Linked DNA regions of Mus musculus: region 2 is linked to region 1. A link is a loop called in an ENCODE intact Hi-C map of the cell type or tissue named here. Cell type or tissue: gastrocnemius. All regions are shown on one strand. Region 1 holds the start of Lrrc8c (leucine rich repeat containing 8 family, member C). Region 2 overlaps Lrrc8c (leucine rich repeat containing 8 family, member C).

Evidence for each region. Peaks named below come from ENCODE experiments on the same cell type or tissue, not always from the same donor. Only the 100,000 strongest peaks of a DNase experiment are listed, where the experiment ranks them.
Region 2: it touches region 1 in a loop (2.7-fold over the local background); 8 of 42 quality-filtered maps call a loop at or near these places.

What each region holds. Positions count from the first base shown.
Region 1 is chr5:105,515,705-105,523,704 of GRCm38, reverse strand. Lrrc8c (leucine rich repeat containing 8 family, member C) reads right to left here and starts at 4,234. Exons shown (of 4, transcript NM_133897.2): 1 at 4,075-4,234. In gastrocnemius, a CTCF peak has its summit at 4,391; DNase peaks (open chromatin) are centred at 3,555, 3,877, 4,364 and 4,951; H3K4me3 peaks cover 5,054 bases; H3K27ac peaks cover 5,009 bases.
Region 2 is chr5:105,583,819-105,591,818 of GRCm38, reverse strand. All of the region lies in intron 3 of Lrrc8c (leucine rich repeat containing 8 family, member C), which reads right to left. Among named protein-coding and RNA genes, the nearest start is that of Gm32230, 56 kb to the left of the region's middle. In gastrocnemius, no CTCF peak of the experiment used is centred here; no DNase peak of the experiment used is centred here; H3K4me3 peaks cover 804 bases; H3K27ac peaks cover 5,296 bases.

The DNA of each region.
Region 1 (8,000 bases):
AGCTCTGCCTACGGTTGAGGGTGGGGTGTGTGCTGGGGAGATACCGGCATTGTCACAGGCCTTGAGAGATAAGCAAGGCTGAGAGACCTGGAGTGGCAGACACAGGAAAGTCTGTCTGCCAAAGCACACACATTCCAAGCCACTGAAACAGCTCCAGTAAGTTCTTTAAAATGTGTGGTGCAGAACAAAGAAACACACTAAAAAAGGTGAGTGCTTGTTTCTAACTCAAGACTTCAGGAAAGGATGTGATTCAAAGGTTAAACATGCTAAAAAAAAAAAAAAAATTTAACCCAAGGGTAGATGGGGGAGGACGGAGCCTATGGCAACACTGTCCTCAGCCCCTCCAGTAAAAGACACCAGAGCTGAAGGCAGAGATCTCAGGCAGCTCCAGACAGGCTATGATAATGGAATCCTTACTGCTCATCCGCGAGGAGTAGGGAGCTGTCTCTACATGCCTAGCTTCATCTAATTCATGCAGTGAGCTAGGCTCTAAAACTCCGTTACACAAGGAAACCAGACTCAATGTGGCTCAATCATGTGGCATCCTTTGAATACCTATCTTTCAGTGCAGCCAGAACTTGAGAGCAACTACTCTAACCTGAAGCTACACTCTGTATGCTGTGCCAATTTAAAACAATGTATATATATACTTAAAAATATTTATTTATTTATTTATTTATTTACTATAAGTATACTGTAGCTGTCTTCAGACACACCAGAAGTGGACATCAGATCTCATTACAGATTGTTGTGAACCACCATATGGTTGCTGAGATTTAAACTCAGGATCTCTGGAAGAGTAGTCAGTGTTCTTAGCCGCTGAACCATCTCTCCAATCCATATATTCTTCTATGATATATTTTTATATCTTATTTACTTGTTTATTTTTGTGAAAGGCCTTCACTGTGTAGCCCAGACCACCTTGGAACACACAATGCCCAGACAAAGCTCACCTTACACTGGTAACAATCCTCCTGCCTCTGCCTGCTGAGTGCTGGTATTTCAGGTGTGTCTCACCATGCCTGGTTACCATTTATATTGAAAAGAAATGGAGTCAAAGACACCTCCACGACACCTGCATAGTAACGTCAACCTCATTAGTGTAATATATGTTCACAGATGAACCAAGATGAGAGACACAGCCAACATTTCTGGGATGAGGGAGAAAATCCTGGGAATGTATAGTCCATGAGATACAGTTGCCAAGAGCAGCTGATGGGAGAGGACACAGTGGTCCTCTGGGTCGTTTCAAATTATTCATTTAGTTGCAATCAGTCAAAAGAACACCAGCTTTGGAAACAGACTGTCCTTACTCAAAATTCAAACTCTGTTGCAGATCAACCAGGGCGTGGCAAACTCTGGAGAGGTTACTTTATGCTCTTAATTTCTGTTTTCTTGTGCAGGTGTTATGGTTAGTTTTAGGTGGTGGGGGGAGCCTTTGGATAATGGGACAAGGGGTAACATTGAGAACTAAAGAGAACCAGATGTGGTGAACTCACATGTGTACTTCTATCACTCAAGAGGCTGAGGCAGGAAGATTGTCAGGACTGTGAGGTTAAGACTGGGTGGCAAAGCAAGACTGTGCCTAAACAAACAAGGGCAAGCAGTATGGTGCCCGACTGCATCCACTCAGGATATTCCATCTGCATGGCATTGCCAAGTCATAAACTCTGAGCCCCATTCTATAAAATGGGTATGGAACCATCCCTCTTAGGATGGGAGAGACACCAGGCCAGACAGTTAACGTAACAGAAATGTTTTCAAATCATTAAGACAAGTCTTGCTAAATAAGTATAACTTTTATTTCATTTCTCTTTAAACTTGGGCTTTATTACCATGGTGCCAATGACTATGGATTAAAGTACTACAGAAGATTTAAAAGTCACTGGCAATCAGTGGTGGTGCACTCCTTTAATCTCAGCACTTTGGAGGCAGAAGCAGACAGACCTCTGAGTTTGAGGCTAGCCTGGTCTTACAGAGCAAGTTCCAAGACAGCCAGTTCCCTGTCTCAATCAATCAATCAATCAATCAATCAATCAATCGATCAATTAAACATAATAATTTGATAAAAACTGGGTATTTGGAAATTAAAATATTTCTGACTCTGAATTGTTCTTTAAAAAATAAACTTTACATAAGAGTTCAAGTTGTTCATTTCTGTTAGAATTCTTACAACTTTTTCTTTGCTAAAAAAGTTTCCTCTTTAAAATAAAAAACACTCCTTGAGGATGTTACTCAATTGATAGGCTGTCTAGCATGAACAAAGCCTCAGGTTCAATCCCCAGCACAGAATAAACTGGGTGGTGGTGCTCCAGTAATCCCAGCACTGTGAAGATCAGAGGTTCAAGGTCTGAGGCCAGCCTGGGTTACACAAGACCAGTAAAACAAAAACAAAAACTCACAATATTTCATCAAAGTGCCTGAAAATCTGAGAAACAATAGATGAGTGTTGCTAGCACTAGTTCAGGCCATTTTGCTTATGAGAAATGGTTAATTATGCTTACCACCTTTTACACATAATGAGGTGGTGGCCCCTAGCTGCTAGCAGTCTAGAATATAAAAGAGGGAAATGTTTGTACTTGCAAAAACTGCCCTCCCCATCTCTCAGTTGGTCTAAGTCATAAGAAATTCAAGTATTATAGACTAGAGATGTGTAGATCTAATCTGATAGCTTGGTCCACATATCTATTGGGAGTGCAAAATCTGAGTAAAAGTCTATCAAGTTCAGATTACAACGAGGGTTGGTGGCTTTCTACAAATTATCAGGAAATGAAGAGAAGCGTGTATAGAGCTTTGGTGCTGGGAGTGTTGCAGAACTGCGTGAACCAAGTGGTTTAAAATTACTCGTATTCCCCTGTCGCCCAAGTGGCATCTTAATGTCAGTCCACTCTACATCCTTGTCCAAGCTTCAGCAAAGCACTGCATACTCGGCAGAAATGTGACCGTTAGCTAAGGCCACACTTCATATGCTACTGCAGTCTGTAGATGTGAAACAGCACCTCTAAAGGGTAATAAGGCTCTATGAGCCAAACCTGGACACTCCCACAAAGATCAATTAGTCTTATTTTTCACTTTAAGGAGGATGGGAGCCCAAAAATGTTTCCTAACTAATTTGTTGCGAGTTTAAAAATACTTAAGGAGTTGGAAACTCAGTAAAGCTCTGCCCTCAACCTCTAATAAAACATCCGCATTAAGCATGGGGACTAGATGTGGGCTGAGCCGTTGCAAAGAAAGGTAACTTGAAGGATTTTAAAATAACTGAAATCTGATGTACACAGCCAAGTGTTGGGGGAGGGAAACATTAGCTGCTGGAAAAAAAGAAAGGCTTTGGCGTCTATAGAGCACACCCTGAGGCTCCCAAGGGGCTAACTCCATCCCAAACACCTCTACGCTGGAGAAGAGAGAGAGAGAGAGAGAGAGAGAGAGAGAGAGAGAGAGAGAGAGAGAGAGCCTGCTAGCCTGCTAGGGTCAGTTTGGGATGAAGGCAGAAATCCTGGCCGCAGTTGCTGGCCTAGACACCTGGCCTCCAGGGTCTTAGGATGCAGAGCAGCCCCCTCCGGCCCCTCTGGACTTGCAGGTGAGCGGACTAGTGCTCACTGGATCTCTGTGTAGACCTTCGATTTCCCCCTCCTTCCTCAAAAAGTGTAACTTCAGGCATCTTCCAGGGAGGAGAGGGGGTTGGGGAGAAGAGCAGAAAAAACAGGCCCCAGCATCTCCGGGGGTTTTGAAGGTAGGGAAGGAGAATGGCCATCCCTGCAGCAACCGCGTTTTCTCCTAGTACGCCCCTCCCCCAGTCCCCAGAACCTAGCGGCCAGGCTGTACTGGGCTCCCGGCTGGGGGTCCCTGGCGCGGACGCCAGGGCCCGCGTGGGTTGGGTGGGGTTGGGGTTAGCGGGATCCCCGAACCGCACGCTGAGTAGGCGACCACAATGTGCCTGTCCCAGAGCCCTGGGGAAGCAGGGTCACGAACGAGGGAGGGTGGACGGGTCCAGGCTGGGGCGCGCCCAGAGAACCGAGGCTAGTGGCAGGGTGCTGGCCGTCCCTCTCCATCCCTCCGCGGGTCCCCGGCACTTACCTCTGGGGGCGAGGGTATCCGCAGAAAAGGATGCCAGGGCGCGGCGAGCTGTGTCCGGGTTGGGCTCAGCGGCGGCAAGCGACCGCGGCGTCGCTGCTCATGGCTTGTCGCGCTCAGAGTGCTGCGGCCACGGCCGCGGCGGCGCCTCGGTCCTCGTCTTCTTCGCGGGCTCTGAGCCGGGACGCAGCTAACGCCCCAGCTCCGCAGCCCTGTTCCTCCTCCCCGGTGCCTCCCCGCCTGCAAGCGGAGCCGCCTCCAGCGCCGCCCCGCGCGCCGCCTGGCCCGCGGCAGCCAGCGCCGCCCAGCGCCCAGCCCCGGGGTCGCCGTCGGCTGCCGAGCCGCCGCCGCGGTGCCAGCCCCGCTGTGACGCAGGCAGCGATGCCCGGGAACTTCCTCCTCTGCCGAGACCACCAGGCGTCCAGGGCAGGCGGGCCCGCGCTGGGCGGGCCCCGGGTTCCCCACCGGGAAATCAAGCCTCTCCGCGGCTGGATGATTCCGCTGCTCAGAGCTGCCTACCTGGTTGGCACAGCAGGGAAGATCGGTCCTCTGCCTCCTGTGTGCAACCCTAACAATGCCAAAAAGCGGGTGGTTTCTGTGAGCCCGCCATCCGCTCTTACACCGCAGCTCCTCCCTGGGCTAAGTTGAAGCAGAGCGGCTGCTGCTAAAAATAGCCCTCCTGGGAACTCCCAGAGGGTCAGGTTGGAGATAACCCCTCCCCAGAGAATGAAAGGTCCAGGAAGCGGGTGGAGAGGGGGCGGTGGTATATATGAGGGGAACAGGGAAGAACGAAAAAAATCCGATGCCCGTAGTTTACAAAGCCTTAAGACCCTGGGCAACCTCAATCCCATTGACCAGCTGGCAGGAGTCCCTCGTTACTGGACCCTGCAAGATGGGCTTCTGGGCTTTGAGCAGCAGGTGCCGTTCCATATGAAAGCTCCGCCTACGATTTTGTGTGGGCAGAGGTGGGGATCGTGTGTGTGTGTGTGTGTGTGTGTGTGTGTGTGTGTGTGCAAAAGAGTTAACAATGTGCCCCGAACCACCTGTTGTTTAGACGATGTAGGGGAGGGATTCTCTCCCAGCCATTGATCTGAGCCTTGGGTTTGTCTGCCTATCTCTCTGCCCAATTATAGTTTAAAAGCACAAACTAGCATCTTGAAAGCTGGCATCTCCCTAAAAAGAAAAATTGCCTATTGGGGGAAAAAGTGCAGATAAGATCACTGTAGCAGTCGAGAGAGAGAGAGAGAGAGAGAGAGAGAGAGAGAGAGAGAGAGAGAGAGAGAGAGTTTGTCAGTAACCAGCTGGCTGTCCTCAGAGCACTTGACGCAGATAAAGAATTACTCTGCCCTGGCAGTCTGGGAGAGACAGAAGAGGACAAAAACGGGCAGCCAGCAGCCATTAACTAGTTTGTGTGCTCCTGCATGGTGAGTTTATAGAAGACAATCATTTTCCAAGCCATGATAAAAAGCAGGGTATGGGGGCCGTGGGGGAGGAGCCTATTCCTCCTTGCCCGGCACCCCCCCCCCCCAACCTAACTGTTCTTCCTGCTCACAGAATAAAATATTATATACTGCCTCTAATCCCAATGTAGTTGTGGGCTCTGGAAGACAACCTTAAACCCCTTGGGGCCTTAGGGGAATTGGTACAAGCTAACAACCTAGGGTGGGGTGTTCTGCTGAGGAAGCAGAAGAGGTTTGTGTCTCTGGGGGAAAGACAGAGACCAGTTTTAGTAGTCTGCTTTAAGGAAGGGAGAGGGGTGGGAGAGATCCAAGTACCTTGTAAGGCAGCAGGTAGATATAAAAATACTCCATGAGGTAGCTCTAAATTCAAATGTTCTACCTCAGGGACTTGGGTGGGGATGTAGCTCAGGGCCAGTGTCTCAAGGCCTTAAGTTTGGATCACCAGAAAACAAAACAAAACAAAACAAAACAAAACAAAACAAAACAAACAAAAAAACAAAAAGCCAAGCACAAATCTCAGAAGAGCAACTCCTAAAGTTGAAAGCCTTCCTCGCAGTGTCTTGTTCTCCAAACACCTCCCCATGGTGCTTCAGCATTCTCTGTTGTCCTTAGCATCCTGACTGTACGCTGAGGCAGGCCAGCCCACTGCCAAGGACACAGTAAACCCTAGGTTGCTGGTGAAGGTGCAACAGGCATATGTCTCTGCTCTTCCTCTGTAGGTTCAAGGAAGGACTGCTCCTTCGTACACGTCTATCCCGTAATCTAGGTGTAGTACGGCAAGGTGCTGGGAGGATTCCATAAAACGTGCAAAGCAGCAAGAAAAGGGACCAAGCACTTCATGTTGTAAGCACCCAAAGCACGAGATCAGTTGTTGAAGTTATTACTCTTTGCTCCCTGGAAAAGCAAAATAGATTCAGTGTTGAAGTTTGGAAATGAGACTCGCATGCCTCCATCACAAACGTCTCCAGAGCTGCTGTCTGAGTGTATCCAGATCTCCTCTGGGGTGACCTAACAGGACAGGCAGGGCAGTTCTGCAACTGTACACAGGGGTTTGATGATACACGTTAATTATGGAGAGTTACTAGTCTAAAAGCCACAACACCATACTGCTATGGTCATCTCTTTGTTTTTGCTAGCTTACAAACACCAAGTCTAGTCTTTTCACTCCAGTTACCTTAACTAAACTACACACTTAGCAAGCTCCCTATAAAAACATGGGGCAGATCAGCAATCAGGTGTGAGTGCTGGGTGCCAGAGGTCTCAGAAAAGCCCGAGGGCTCTTCCCTTGACTCTAGTGTTCACAAGTTATGGACGAGGGAATCTGGCAAACACATGAAATTGGAAGTCTCCATCTTCAAACTGCAGTTTGAGTTCAGCGAGAGAGGAGGCTGCTGCTGGCTAGCTAACCTGAGATTCTATATTGTCTTTTTATCTTATGTGCATTTCTCCAGCCTTTGCCTCCCACTCTGAGCTAGGGAGAGAACTCATGGCCTCGTTTTCAGCAAGTCCTCTATCCTGGAGCAATTTGACATTTTATTTGAGCTTCCAGATTAAAGCTCTATGTCTAAACTTTACACAGATACAAGTTAACCTCAGATTGTTTGTGATAGAGTGGAATGGATATTTCTGGACTGGACAAGGCTAAGGTCTAGGGTAAGGAACTGTACACATCTGGACTCAATTTCTGTGTGGCTAGCTATGTGGTCCTTAGAGTCTTCACCTTTGAACTTCAGCTCTTATCCAGATCATTCTTTAGGAGTACGGTGAGGTTAGGGGTGTCTCTTGTAGATGGTGTGGGAATGGCAATGCTGTTGCATTGTTTTATTATTAAGTGTACCCCCCAAAAAAATCCCTAAACTGTCATTGTCCTTCGAAAGCATAATTAATCACTTTCTGTCAGGAGCCGGCACCTTCCTGGAAAATGTATTTCTTCTTTGTCTTCTCAGAGCTTTTAGCTTTTCATATCTGCTTCCCCATCAGGTCTAGGACTGTCTCCTCTGCAGGGACTGTATCTTTATCTTTGTGTCTGTAACCAATACCTAGCCCAGGACCTTCTATGAACTCCTACTGTGATTTCCAATTTAAACTTATATCAATTCTTTCCGTATAACTCCTACTATAGACTCTGAAGTCAGAATCCTGTAGCCAGTAGAGAATTTATACTTAATAACTACATATGAAAGTGCCATAAATTTACTTTAAAAATAGTTACACTAAAATTAAGTATTTTATACAGGTACGGCTATAAATAACATCTGATTTTTTTTTTCGATGCTGAAATTACTCTTTAGGGTAATTTTAAAACTATTCTTGTTTTGTCTTGTTTTTAATGTCAGTTGATCCTGTCTGGTAATAACGAAAGTAAAGTTTTAAGCTTGGTCAAAACCACCGGCAGGGTTTTACTCAGAATCTTCTCTCCGCTACCTAGCCTTTTCTGGGTAGAGAAAGGGTCTGAGAAGGAACTGGACT
Region 2 (8,000 bases), 68 kb before region 1:
TGTATATATTGTGTGTATGTATTGTGTGCATGTATGTTGTGTGTATGTGTTGTATGTATATATGAGAGTAGGCATGTTTGTGTGTATATATTTTGTGTGCATATATGGTGTGTATATGTGTTATATGTATATATGTGAGTAGATGTGTTTGTGTATGGTGTGTGTATGTGTTGTGTTTGTATATATATATATGTATATATATATATGTAAATAGGCATATGTGTATTGTATGTATGTGTGTTGTATTATATGTATGTGTGTTGTGTGTGTTGCATGTATGTGTGTATGTTTGTATGTGTGTGTATGTTATGTATATGTGTTGTGTGCCTGTATGTGAGCTTATGTGTGAATGTGTATGTGTATACGTGAGTGTGCATGTATGTATGCGTGTATATGTATGGTGTGTGAATGTGTGGTGTGTGTTTATGTGTGCATGTGAATGTATATACATGAGTGTTTGTGCACGGCATACATGGTTGCCATGGTGTTCATGCTGAGGTCAGAGAACCATCTCTGGTGTCAGTCCTCACATTTTATATTGAGACAGGATCTTTCTTTCCTGTCCCTGATGCCAGGTTGGGTGGCCCTTGGGCTCCCAGATCCTGCCATGTCGCCACAACCTATGTCACTGTGGGACCACAGGACTTGAGACACATGTGGCTGTGCCAGGCTTTGCTTGGGTTCTTTAGTCTCGGGTCTTCACACATGCACAGTAAGTGTTCTAACCACTGAGAAATCCCCCTATTTTCCCAGCCTGGGTTTGGACATGTTCATCACTAGTGAACTCCACTTATAACTATAAGGAATATGTGCCACGAACAGAGTTCTCCAACACATGGATTCTTCTTATAGCTCTTTCTCCCATGCCTCTCCCCCACCCTTCTGAAGGGGAATCACCAATAACAGACATACACTCGTAACCTAACAGCATTTCAGAAGGGTCTTGACTCAAGCCACAACATTCCTCCATAAAATTCCCATTCTAGAATGCATGGGAGAGACTTTCCTTATGGAAGTCTCTTATAGTTTGGGCCTTTAATACCCCTGCCCCTGACCCCATGTATGGAGGGCTTGGTCCCTAATGCAGCAGGGTTCAGAGGCAGGGTGTTTGAGAGGAACTGGGTCATTAGGGCTCTGAAGCTCATCAATATTTTAACAAGTACTGGACTAACAGGCTATTGAGGGTACAGGAAACTTGAGTGAGTGAGTCTGTCAGAGCAAGTGGAGCTCACAAGGGCATGAGTGTAACTCAGCATTCAGCCCCTTTCCCTGCTCTCATATGCTTGCTGTCAGTAGATGGTTAACGTGCTATTTGTAACTCTTGGCTTCCCACTCCTTTGAGCAGTTACAGGGGCTTGCTGCTGCTTTCCATTTTGAGTGTACAGGGGTGAATCCCACAGATGAGACCTGGTTTATCAAGTTCATAGTCTTATACACTGGATACAAATTCTTACAACTGGACTCCCATTTCTATTAAGTGATGGTTCATCTTCAGAGCTGATAATGTTCTCTCTTGTGAAACTGTGCTAATGAATTCTCTATTTGTGAAGAACAATAAAAATGCTTACAAGGTCATTTCCAAGTCCACGTTTGAAGAGACAGATAAGTTTTGGAAGAACGAGTGATGCAGTTTAAGGAAAGTCAGAGAATCCTCTCTAAAGGCGATAATCTTGAGTGTGTGTATGCACACACACACATTTGTGCGTGGGTGACATGTATCAAAAAACTTAGGGGAAGGGGCTAATAGTACAGGTTCCCGGATAGATGTGTGCACATCATGACATCACATGCCCCGTCCTCTCTCCCACGGCCTCTCGGTCTTTTCATTCCTTCCATCGTTGTTTCCCATGATCAAAATAAATATGCGTTCTTCATTTAAATTTTGGGGGACATTTATAAAGTTTCTCAAAACAAAAATCTAAATAGAATTTCATTAACATTGCTTTGGATCTCTATAAAATAATGTTTGGGGACGGGACATGTTTCTGGTGTCACTCCTGTGGAGTCCAACCAGTGTAAGCTTATCCCAGACTAGCTTGCAAATGAATGAGACTCAGACAGTGGTTATTTTATTTGGCTTTGACAATTCCTGGGGTCACCCCTAATCTACTGTTCTAACTGCCAGCCTGGCTGCCTCCCCAGCGGTGTTCCCAGTACTTGCTGTTTCTCCTGGCCACGTGCTCATGGTTCTTCTCTTCTCATGGTGCCTTCTCTGCTCTCCTTCTTCTCCTCCTTCTCAACCCTCAACCAGGTAACACAAAACCTGCCTACCTTTAATCCCTCCAGTAACCGGCTGTAGCCAGTTTTTTAAACCAATAGTTTTAAATTAAGAATCAAGGTTTGTACAGCAAAAGCTGGTAAAAGGGAGAAGTCACTCATAGGCCTAGCCCTTCCGGTTCAGAATTTAGCATTACAAATTCATAGCAACAGACCAAACCTCAACACTTCTGGGTTACCGAAAATGTGTAATATCTTTCCATTTTTTTCAAATTACCTGTCATATTATTTACATTTTAGTTGAGTGTTTCCTGTAAGGACTGTGTCTGTTGCTGGTTAGCTTATATCCTGTTGCTGGTTGGCTTATTTCCTGTTGCTGGTTGGCTTATTCCTAGGAGCCACCTTCTCCTGTTCTTTTCAATAGCACCTTTTTCTCTTTAAGCTTTTTAGTTGGTATGTCTCTTTCCAGCTGGTAGTGCGTAATTAATTAAAATTAAGCAATTAAGCAATACATTCATTTATCTAGTTTGAGACAAGTTCTCATCTAGTCCAGGTTGGCCCTGGCAGTCTCGGTGGCCAAGGCTGCTCTTGAACTTCTCATCCCTTGTCTCAGTTTTCTCAGCGCTGGGATTACAGACCTGCACAGCCACGCCTGACTCCTATGCTTGATTATGTGCAGTGAGACCCTGGCCCTAAGGATGATGGATGAATTGTCTTTACACCACTCTCCAGTGTTTGACAGAGAACAGGAGCCTGAGTGTTATTCTTAGTCCGTCTGGGACCATGCAATGCCATGTATCACATCACATATGAATGCTAGGTATTCCAAAAGGATGGGAATTATAAAATGCATATAATAAAATATATGGTTTCAGCTAAGAATGTTAAGGAGGAAGTAGCAGCAGCCTCATGCATTGTAGGACACGAAACACTTCAGACACAAGCAAGACAATTCCAAGCTGTCAACTAAGGTGCTGTTTAGCTTTAGCCTCGGCACTGCAGGACCTCTGACTCCTGAGAGGAATGGATACAAGAGTCACTAGAGTTTTGGGGTGGGAGAGTTGGGAGATAGAAAACATGGAGGAACACGGTCACGGTGATGAGGAAGAACGGATCTGATGTGAGAAGACAGAGATCTCAGTCACCACCTTGAGGAGAAAGAAATAAAAAGGGCACCTCCTCCCGTGCTATAGCAAACAACCCCCTCTCCTCCTGCACTGTAGCAAACAACCCCCTCGCCTCCAATCCTCCTTTTATTTTGCTATCCATCCCTCACTAGGTAGCCCAGGCTAGCTTGCAGGTTTTACCAGTCCTCCCATCTCTGTCTCCCGAGTGCTGGACTGACACGCGTGCACCGCCACACCCAGCTGATCCAGACCTTTAAATATAAGTTTGGAAGGATTTACACACACGTCCACAGCAGTAGAGACTAAACATGTGATGGATCTCCTTGCTCTCACGTGGAGATAAAGCACAGTGTTCTGTCAGTACTTTGTGATGTGAGGGGAAAGAAGTTGAGTAGAAACACGACAAAGCGTATCGATCCATAACAGTGAGTGAAAGGGTGGTGTCTCCTCTCACTGATCAGCAGTGGATGCATCAGAGGGTCGGGATAGCCCCCAATTCCTGCCCAAACTCAGGAGAGAGGGGCAGAAGGTGACTCACACATTATTTTTGGTGTCAGGAACGCACTGCGCTTTAAATCGTCACCGTGACAGAACAAGAGAAGCAAAGTCCTAGGCAAGAGGACACTTGAATAAAGCCCGATGACACAAGGGTCCAACCTCAGAAAGCTCTCTCTATCAAGGTGCAGTGGGACTCTGAAGTCATGTTACCCTCAGAGTTCCCCACTGCCGCTGCAGATGAGAGACCAGCTTGCAGTACTAATTTCACAGCTGAAATGATTTTTACTTGACACTCCTCAAGTCCCCAGGTTACCATGGTAACACAGATGCAGCAGGTACAGAGGAACTTTATATGTTAGACGAAGCCTTTGTTTGTTTTTTCTTGGTGAGAGGGTCTCAGCAACCCAGGCTGCTATGGATGTAGTCTAGGCTAGTATCGAGTTAATGGTACTACCTGCCTTAGCTCCTAAAGTGTGATTCTAGCCTGAGCCACCACCGAGCCACGTCCAACGAGGTCTTATTTTCAACCTGTTCACTGGTACCTCCACTATTTCCCCAGAATATTGAATTTCACTTTAAACTAAGGCCCTGTAAGGACTTCTGGGCTCCTCCTATAGTATAAGCGAAATCTAGAGTCGTCCATGCCAATGAAGCCTCTGAAATCACTCCAGAATTTATGATTTTTTTCTGCCTGGACTCTCGGTGTGCTGCCTGTGAGCATTCTCACCCAAAGCCATTTGCCATGGCTCCACAGGGAAGTAGAGACAATTTTCCATGGGCACCAGAAACCAAGATGTCTTCAGCTATGTAAGTTAATAAGTGAACTTGTTGGCCAGTTTACCTCAGTGCTTGGACTAAACCCACCAAGACATTTTTTATAAATCATTGAAATAATTCTCTTGTGGCTCCCACCCCACTCAGAAAGCAGGAAATATTTTTCCTTTGTAACAATCACAGGGCAGGTCCCCAGGGCTTCCAGGGACCTTGCATCCCCCCCCCTCCCAAGTTCCTGTTTCTGGTTCTTAACTGCTCACTCTATATTTGTAGCAGGCTGCCTGTAGGCTGTTGTGGATTTGGTTATAATAAGATAACCTGGAGTCACTGAGCAGAAATCTAAAACAATCTGATTTTTCCAGGAAGTGGCGTGTTGACCTTTCAGGATTCGGTCTGTTTTATAGAGTATGCTGAGTTTTTGAATAGCGCTGTTTATAGCACAAGGCTGGGTGTTTACTCTGTGGGTCCTTGAGGGTGAGTAGCTGTCCGGGAATAGGATATGCACACTCCGAGGCTCTCTTGGCTTATGAAGAATTGATTCTTGTTTCTTCTGTGGCCTGTGTCACGTAAGGAATGCTCTTTACACATAGGTTTTTTTTTTTTTCTTTCCTGCCATGGTAGTTTTGAAGTAGCCACTTGCTTAGAGATGAATAAATATTTGTCGGATGAGTAAGACCAGAAAGTTGGTTCTAACTTTTGCATTTTGGGGTAAGAGCCTAACCAATCCCCCTTTTATAGATAATGACTTCCCCCCAGTGATTTCAAAGCTGCACTGTGTTGTACCTTATGAACGGTACATTGTAGTGATAGACAAGCAAGCGTGACTGGCCACAGAGAAGGTGGTTTTCAAGGTACTTAGGCTGCTGGGTTAGCGATCTATCACCGATCAGTGGCCCGGTTACTGTAGTTTTTTTCTGCTAGGGTTTTCAAACCTAGGAATGAACTTGCTTGGTAACTAAGGCCTAAGCATGACTGCACTCTCCTTTACAAAGAGGAATATCAAGGCATAAAGCATACTTTAGTAGTTTTAATATTGCTGCGGTGATGGGAAAGGAATGTGAGCTTCACAGAGGGTTCTTTGTATCTCAGGAGCTGTCAGTCACTAGGCCAGCTTCAGAGGGTTTCCACAGCAGAGCCCAAGCAGGAGCTTAAACTCCTTTCTCAAGGAACAGTATGTCCACTGCAGTGTGTTTAAATTGTCCTTTAATCATTTATAGCAGTTTTTTCCTCCCTTGTTTCTTTAATGGAGACGCTATTATCTTGTAGCAGGCAACAGTGAGCAGCTTTAGATAAACTGAATCTGTATGGTTGACACTCTGTGGCTTCATATCCCCCCACTACCCTTATATCCCCCATTATCTCTCTGCACTTGTTTTTAATATAGTTTTATACACTAAAGTCTGTGTATGTGCACCCTTTGCCCCTATAGTCTACAGCAGTGTGTGGGGTGAGAGGCAGAGGCTACAGCAACGGTTCTCAACCTGTTGGCTGTGGTCCCTTTGAAGAGTCACATATCACATATTTACATTATGATTCATAACAGTTGCAAATTACAGTTATTAAGTAGCAAGGAGATAATTTCATGGTTGGGAATTGCATAGGTTCCCACAACATCAGGAACTGGGTCGCAGCATTAGGGAGGTTAAGGACCACTAGGCTAGAGAAGGGGGGTTAGCTGGTCTGTTGCTGCCTGTACGCACCCCTTAGCTTTAGGACAAGCTGTCCCAACGTCTATCCTTCTAAATCCGTATCTGAAAAACAGGATTTGTCTTGCTTCAGGCTCATTCTGGGAAGTAATGAAAGTCCATGTGGATTCTAGCACATGTTGTCTCCTTACATGATACTCTACGGCAGTGAACTTAGCATTCTAACTAAGGGAACTCTTCTACTGGGTGCCCCAAACAGGATTCAGACTCTTCCTGACTCTGCCCTCAAATGGCCTCCAAGCCTGTCACTGTGGGTCCTGGGAGGGCTTGTCAAATGTTCAGACTGTCTTCTGCTTATGTTGGTATTTATTTCCATCCCCATTGTTTGCGAATTCCCTTGCTCATCTTCTCTTCAGGTTCCTAACTTCCAGTGACTGAGATGCCAGCACCGCTGTGAATATTCTCATGAGACAGTAAGGCGCCACCCCAAAACAGCATTTGCTTCTCAAGCTCTCCAGACTCCCGACACTGGGGTTTGGGGCTGTGATGCACGTTCCATTCCATGTCTAGCGCCCCACACGGTGCCTGACCATTGTTGTCATGCAGATGCCTGTGAACTGGACCCACTGTCCAGTATGTGTTCAGAGCCCTGCAGGCTTGGTGACTTGATACAATGTTCTCACTTCTCGGAATTGTAGCATCTTGGACTACACTTTCTGTGTCTAGACCGCTGGCATCGGATTCCTTCTCAAGGGCTGTAAAGGTGGAACAGCATGTAGGAGAGGTTGAGGGTGGTCAGACTATCTGATATCAGTGAATCATGAAAGCAGGGTGGGTGGTCCTGAGGGTCCTCCAGAAGCTTCTATACCACAGAGACAGGGTGTACTGCAGACACAGTGACTCTAATGATGTAACAACAAGGAGGCTTAATGTGTGCTTGGCATTCTGTCCCCCTCCTCCATCACTTCAGACACCTCTCCCGAGTCACGCCCATTAGACAGGATAATTTTATTTTTTTTTATTGAGAAAGGTTCTCCTTCAGCCCAAGCTGCCCTTGTACTTGTTACATAACTTTGATTGACCTTGAATTTCTGATCCTTCTGCTTCTACTCCTCAAGCACTCGGGTGAGAATTGTGTACCTGTATGCCTGGTTTAGGGGTGCTGGGGATGGAACCCACAGCTTTGTGCAGGCTAGACCAGCATTCTGCCCAATGAGCTAATCTGCAGCTGCATTGCAGACACTGGGGTGGAAATAAGTTAAATCTACTTCTCCCTGATTTCCCAGGCCTCCCTTGCCCTCTTTTCTGCAGTCTGCCCAGCCCTGGAATATGGAATTGTTGGGGACTTCCTGCCCTGTGTCAGAGCTCTACATACTCAAGAGGAGACATGCAGTCTTCCTGCTGACCCAAGCACCTTCATCTACTGGCCATTGTTAAATCTGTCCTCTTTCTTAAAGCCCGAATGACACTACTTCCTTTGGTACCATATCCTGTTGTCCACAAACATGTCTCTCTGCAGACACATCTCCTTCTATACCATGGGGAAACTAAGCTACAAAGACTCATCTTTTAATGCCCCTTCCAAACAAAAACTTCATTGCTCTTTTCTGGTAGGAGATGCTTCCAGCTAAGAGGGGTCCTGCCCCAGTCATTCAAGGGTGTGTCCTTTACTAGACCCATTATGTCCTTCCTTCTGGTGTCAGTGTTCCCTGCTACCTAAGCACTCAATATCACAATA